Linked DNA regions of Homo sapiens: region 2 is linked to region 1. Evidence: chromatin loops called from intact Hi-C (ENCODE). Cell type or tissue: chondrocyte. All regions are shown on one strand.

The links. Hi-C counts contacts between places; a loop is a spot of excess contacts. Peaks named below come from ENCODE experiments on the same cell type or tissue, not always from the same donor. Only the 100,000 strongest peaks of a DNase experiment are listed, where the experiment ranks them.
Region 2: a loop joins it to region 1, with 4 times the contacts of the local background. A loop is called at or near these places in 4 of 110 quality-filtered maps.

Annotation. Positions count from the first base shown.
Region 1 is chr11:11,035,953-11,038,452 of GRCh38, forward strand. No RefSeq gene overlaps it. Among named protein-coding and RNA genes, the nearest start is that of LINC02752, 78 kb to the right of the region's middle. RefSeq lists enhancers at 891-1,391, 1,392-1,892. In chondrocyte, a CTCF peak has its summit at 1,073 (motif pointing right); no DNase peak of the experiment used is centred here.
Region 2 is chr11:12,281,005-12,283,504 of GRCh38, forward strand. It overlaps a transcript of MICAL2 not described here. Among named protein-coding and RNA genes, the nearest start is that of PARVA, 95 kb to the right of the region's middle. In chondrocyte, a CTCF peak has its summit at 1,023 (motif pointing left); no DNase peak of the experiment used is centred here.

The sequences.
Region 1 (2,500 bases):
ACCTTCTTAACCTTAACCTTAACCTTTGTGATGATGACATCACTGATACTGTGCTAATTAACTCAATTAGTAGAAACGGACAGTGTGAACTACTTTAAAAGAGAAGCATAGCTGGAGATAGGTTTTTTTTCAAAGTTTATTTTACAAGTAAAATATAGTGAATTTGATTACCTCAAAAACATAACAGAGAATCTCTTTTTCATGCCATTTCTCAGTAAGGTTTTTAGCTCTTCTCATTTAACTTTTTCTTTTCTTTATGAAGTCCTGAGATAAATGAGCCATTTCTGGAGGAACAATCCAGATGGCTTTTGCGGTCACCATCCTGGAGTATGAATTGAGGAGGAAGGCGTTCTTTTCAAAATGAGCCACAAGCAAAACTCCTCCTGGTTGGTCATCCATTCTCTGCCCTGACATGTTGTGTGCAGAAACCCATGTGACAGCATGAGTGTGTTGTGTGGATATGTGCTTCCCAGGACAGGATTATGTACAGGGGAGTTGTACAGACATGGAGTGTACAGATACATTGTAGAGACAAATGTTAAAGAGACATACAGTGTACAGAAATTGGATTGTAGAGATATGAACTTCACATACAGGAGTTACAAAAGCATGGTATGCAGATTGGATTATTGAGATGCAGGTTGTCTAGACACTGGCCCTGAAGGCATAGGTTGTGTAGACACAGCCTGGGACCAAGCTCTTTGGTCCTGGCCTTAAAGCAGGGTGTGCAGCATGAGCCCAGTGATGGTTGCCTGGCTATGTGCCAGAAGTGGGACTCTGATGTCTGTGCAGAGGGTGAGGGCAGGACGGTATATTCTGCCACTCTACTTTGAGCACTGGCTTTGAAGCTTTCCCTCCAATGCCATTCCCACCCCCAAGGGACTCAGGAAATGACTTCTGTCTTTTCTTTGATAGAACAAAGAAAGAGAGAGTTCTAATAGATGAGAGAGAGAGAAAGAGAGAGAGAGAGAGAGAGAGAAAGAGAGAACACCAGATTCAGACACAGAAGGTTCTCAAGGATGACCATGGTGAAGTCTGGGCTTCAGCAGGTCTTACAGACCACCAGGGGTCAGTCTTGGGTTCTACAAGAGGAAACCAGGAGGTATTTGCTCAGCACTGGTTCTCACCTGAGGACCATTCAGAGGAATTTATTCCACTTTAATATACTATGGTGTTAGCAGCTTTGAAATTCTTTACCGCCAAGGGGGCCTTAAAGCCAATGAAGCAGGAGTCTCAGGAATGACCCGTATGTCAGGCCTGCTTGTTTATAATCCTCAGGACCACAATAAAAGGCAAGTTTAATCGCCTGGTGATTCGGGACTTGGGGGCCCAAGTGTGCTAACCCACCCGTCAGGCCCAGGGGTCTGCCTGAGCTTGGGAGGGAGGGAGTTTGGGGCTGGGCCTGGTTGGGAAGCCTCAGGCCTGGGCTAGGTCCAGGGCTGGGCTGGGCTGAGGCTGGGGCTGGAGGGGGCTTCAAGTGAACTTTGGTTCTGAGGTCACTGGTTTTCCTGTTGTAGTAACTGACTTCACAGACTCTGTCAGGATGAAGGAAGACACAATGCTGCCAGTACAGCTGCTTCTACAGGAAGCCCCATCCCTGATAGCTAAGGCTAGACTCAGCTTGGTACTTAGTGATAAAAACAAGAACACTACCACAGCTATTGCACATTTACTATGTGCCTGGCACCACTGTAAGCACTTTTGTGCTTCTTTAATCCTCATAAGAATCCTAGGAGGTAAGTACTAGTATTATCCCCATGGACAGATGAGGGAAGTAAGGTTTAAATAACCTAAGTAACTTGCCTCAGGTCACTCAGCTGGTAAATGCCACAGCTGGGGTGAACCCAGGCACTCTGGCTCCTTAGCCATGCTCACAACCCACACTACTAGATAATACTGCAACGTTAAGAGCCTTTGGAGAGTCTATATGTCAGCCCTCTTGTGGCAGATGAGGAAACTGAGGCCCAGACCCAGGTCACATAGCTGGTGAGTGGTAGAGTTTGAACCCAGACCCAGGTCTCTGGCTCCCAGCTTAGAGCTCTTGTCACAATACCATGCAGCCACCATTTGCACCAAACCAAGTTGCAAGACATTTTAGCTAAAATGCAAGCTTTGGGTCAAGGAATTGGAAAGGGCCAGAATTATCCTACGGTCTCCCGGCCTCATGGGGTTGAATGCTTCATAACTAAGCCCAGGCACTATCAGCTTGTCAGAGGGTAGGGGCCAAGGACATGGCCCCTCCAGCTGCAGACAAACTGCTGGGCAGGATCCAGGCTGGGGTCAGCTAATAGCCCCTACACTTCCACCCCCATTTCCAGGCCAGGGGGACACATCCTGGACAAGCGAGAAAACCTGGCAGAAAGAAACAGAGAATTTTTCTTCCTTCAGGCAAACAGGCTCCTCTCAGATCAGAAACTGTGACAGGGTTTTCATGGGAGGTACAGGCTGTGATAGGAACAGAGAGCTCTGGTATAAGCAGCTCTGAGAGAAGGAGTAAATC
Region 2 (2,500 bases), 1.2 Mb after region 1:
GCCAGGATCCCCGCATCTACCGCACACGTCCCTAGGGGAGGCCCTGAGCAGGGCAGTCTCTCCACAGTGCCCTGAGGAGCCCAGAGCTGTGCACGGTAAGCAGAGAGCCCACCAGGCTTGATTCTGGGAAGTGGGGAGGGAACAGAGACCCCCACAGCTGAATTTCCCTCTTGGAGGACCAGGTGACAGGAAGCCTCGCCCTCAGGCTTCAAGGCGGTGGGGCTAGGACCTTTGGGGAGTGGGACGCAAGTGGCAGTGAAGGGACTTGAACCAGGCCTGGCTTCCCTCTCCATGAGAAGCTTTGGAATCCCAGTGGGGAAGACATCACGGGGACTGGCTGGCTGTGGTTGGTCACAGGCTGGCAGGGATCAGGGGCCCGCAGGTCTCTCTTGCCTGGAGTGATCGCTCTCCTGCCTCCTGTATGGGCACCTCCTTAGGGGCCCCTCCAGCATCCCATAGCCCCTGAGGGAAGGGAGCTGGGTCCAGCTGCTGTTGGACAACATGCAGCCCTGGATGGCATCATCTCCCTGGGACCACCTGCACAGCACCGGGGCCATTACCAGTGTTTGGGGCTTGTGGGATGCACCCAAACTTCTACACAACAATTAATACACTTTTACTGCATACCTGTAATGGGCCAGGACTTTTCCCATACGTGTGGTCATCCCAGGATGACCCTGTGGGGTAACTAGTGCGAAGCCTGTTTCACAGGTGAGCAAACAGGCTGAGTGGTCTCCCGAAGTCTCAGCCAGTGCTGGTGCCACCCTCCAGCCACCACTGCCCAAGCTCTGGCTTACTAAGAGGTAGCTGTCTTTAGCAGCCCAGCTTGTGTTTAATACAAAGTTGACCTGGAACTGAGTGTTTTGATTCAGTCAACAATTTGGGACCAAATCGTCTGATTTATGGGTAACTTCTGGACGAGCCTGGGAAGAAACAGTCTAACCTGACGGAAACTTGCTGCCCAATGGCCCCACAGCCTTAGTTGCCCTGGGAGAGCTGGAGCTCAACTTGTCCTGCATCGCCACCTGGTGGTCATGAGCAGAATTGCCACCTGGTCCGTGAAATGTTTTCAGGAGTGATGGTTTCCCAGGAAGACGAGGGCTGGGGCGGAAAGAACTCATATAGATATTTTTAAATCCTGGAATTGTTGAATTTACTCTAGAAATGTTGAATTTTACCCTCATTTTTTAAAAAAGTGACACTTTTTAAAAAGGACAGATTATCATCCAAACACATTTGTTAAGTACCATTTGTGGGGCTGTGCAGAAAGGCTCAGCACTGGCACTGAACTGAGTACTCTCCTGTGCCCAGCTGGGTCCAGCCCCACCTCTGGTTACTGCGTGGCCTTGGTGTACCCTTCCATCCCCCTGGGCTCCAGCTCCCCATTTCCAGATATGAAGTTGGCCTGCCTTTCATCCCTTCCCTCCATTTCCCCTCCAATTGCCAGACGGTTTTAGGCAACTTACAAGAAAAACATAAAACAAAATTGTACATTTATAAATATGAAAGATCAAGCCTCAAAATCAGGTCTAACAAAACCAGTTTAGGAGGGATAGACCCCAGAGAGGCAGACCATAATCCTAAACAGTTGCTCTAATTGAATCATAAGTTTGATTCTGAGTTTTCTAGCTTCCAGCATTTAAAAGGAAACACAGAACATCGTTACTCTCATTGTTTATGAGGAAAACATATATTGGTTTGCAGCAGGTCTCTGAGTAGGCACAACTTCTCCTAATGCTTAACTCTGTAGTTTCTGGCTCATACCAAATAGATGATATTGAGAAATGTGTTCGATCATGTCTTAACAGTTCCTCAGAAAATGCAGCCTTAGTATTCTCGAGGCTGTTTCTTACAGCAACCCTTGCTGGAAGGTGAGGGCATGACAAAAAAACATGACTCAGTGATAGCAGTTTTCTTAGCGGGATGGGGTTGTGTTGGGAGACTAGTTGGGTTGGGTAGTGAAGCCAAAGCATTTTGTTTCTGACAGTCCAGTTTAACGCCAGAATAAAATACAGAGTAGGTAAGTGGGTAGAATGCGTGACTCTCAAACAATTCTTTGTCGAGTTAGTCTTCATCAGTCATTGTTTTATCATTGCTAGGTGGACCACATTGTACAGTTAAGCTCTCTGGCACAGGTCTAAGTGCTGTGCTTTGTGCTGCTGGTTATGGTAACCCCATCACTTTACCAAATAATGCAGGGTTGACCCTTTGTGTGGGTTTTATGGAGCTTCATTAACCACAATTCTCACCTGGATAAATGCCTCCAAGGTAGACCAAGGGAATGCCAGACAAGACCAGGATATTGCTTTGAAAAGACTCCTGGTTGCAGTGTGGAGTTTAAAAAAAAAAAAAAAAAAAGACTCTACGTTGGTCCAGCCATGCTCATAGAAGCATTATTCACATTAGCCAAAAGGGGGAAACAAATCAAATGTTCAACAGACAAATGGATAAACAAAACGCAGTATATCCATACAGCAAAATGTTATTCAGACTTTAAAAA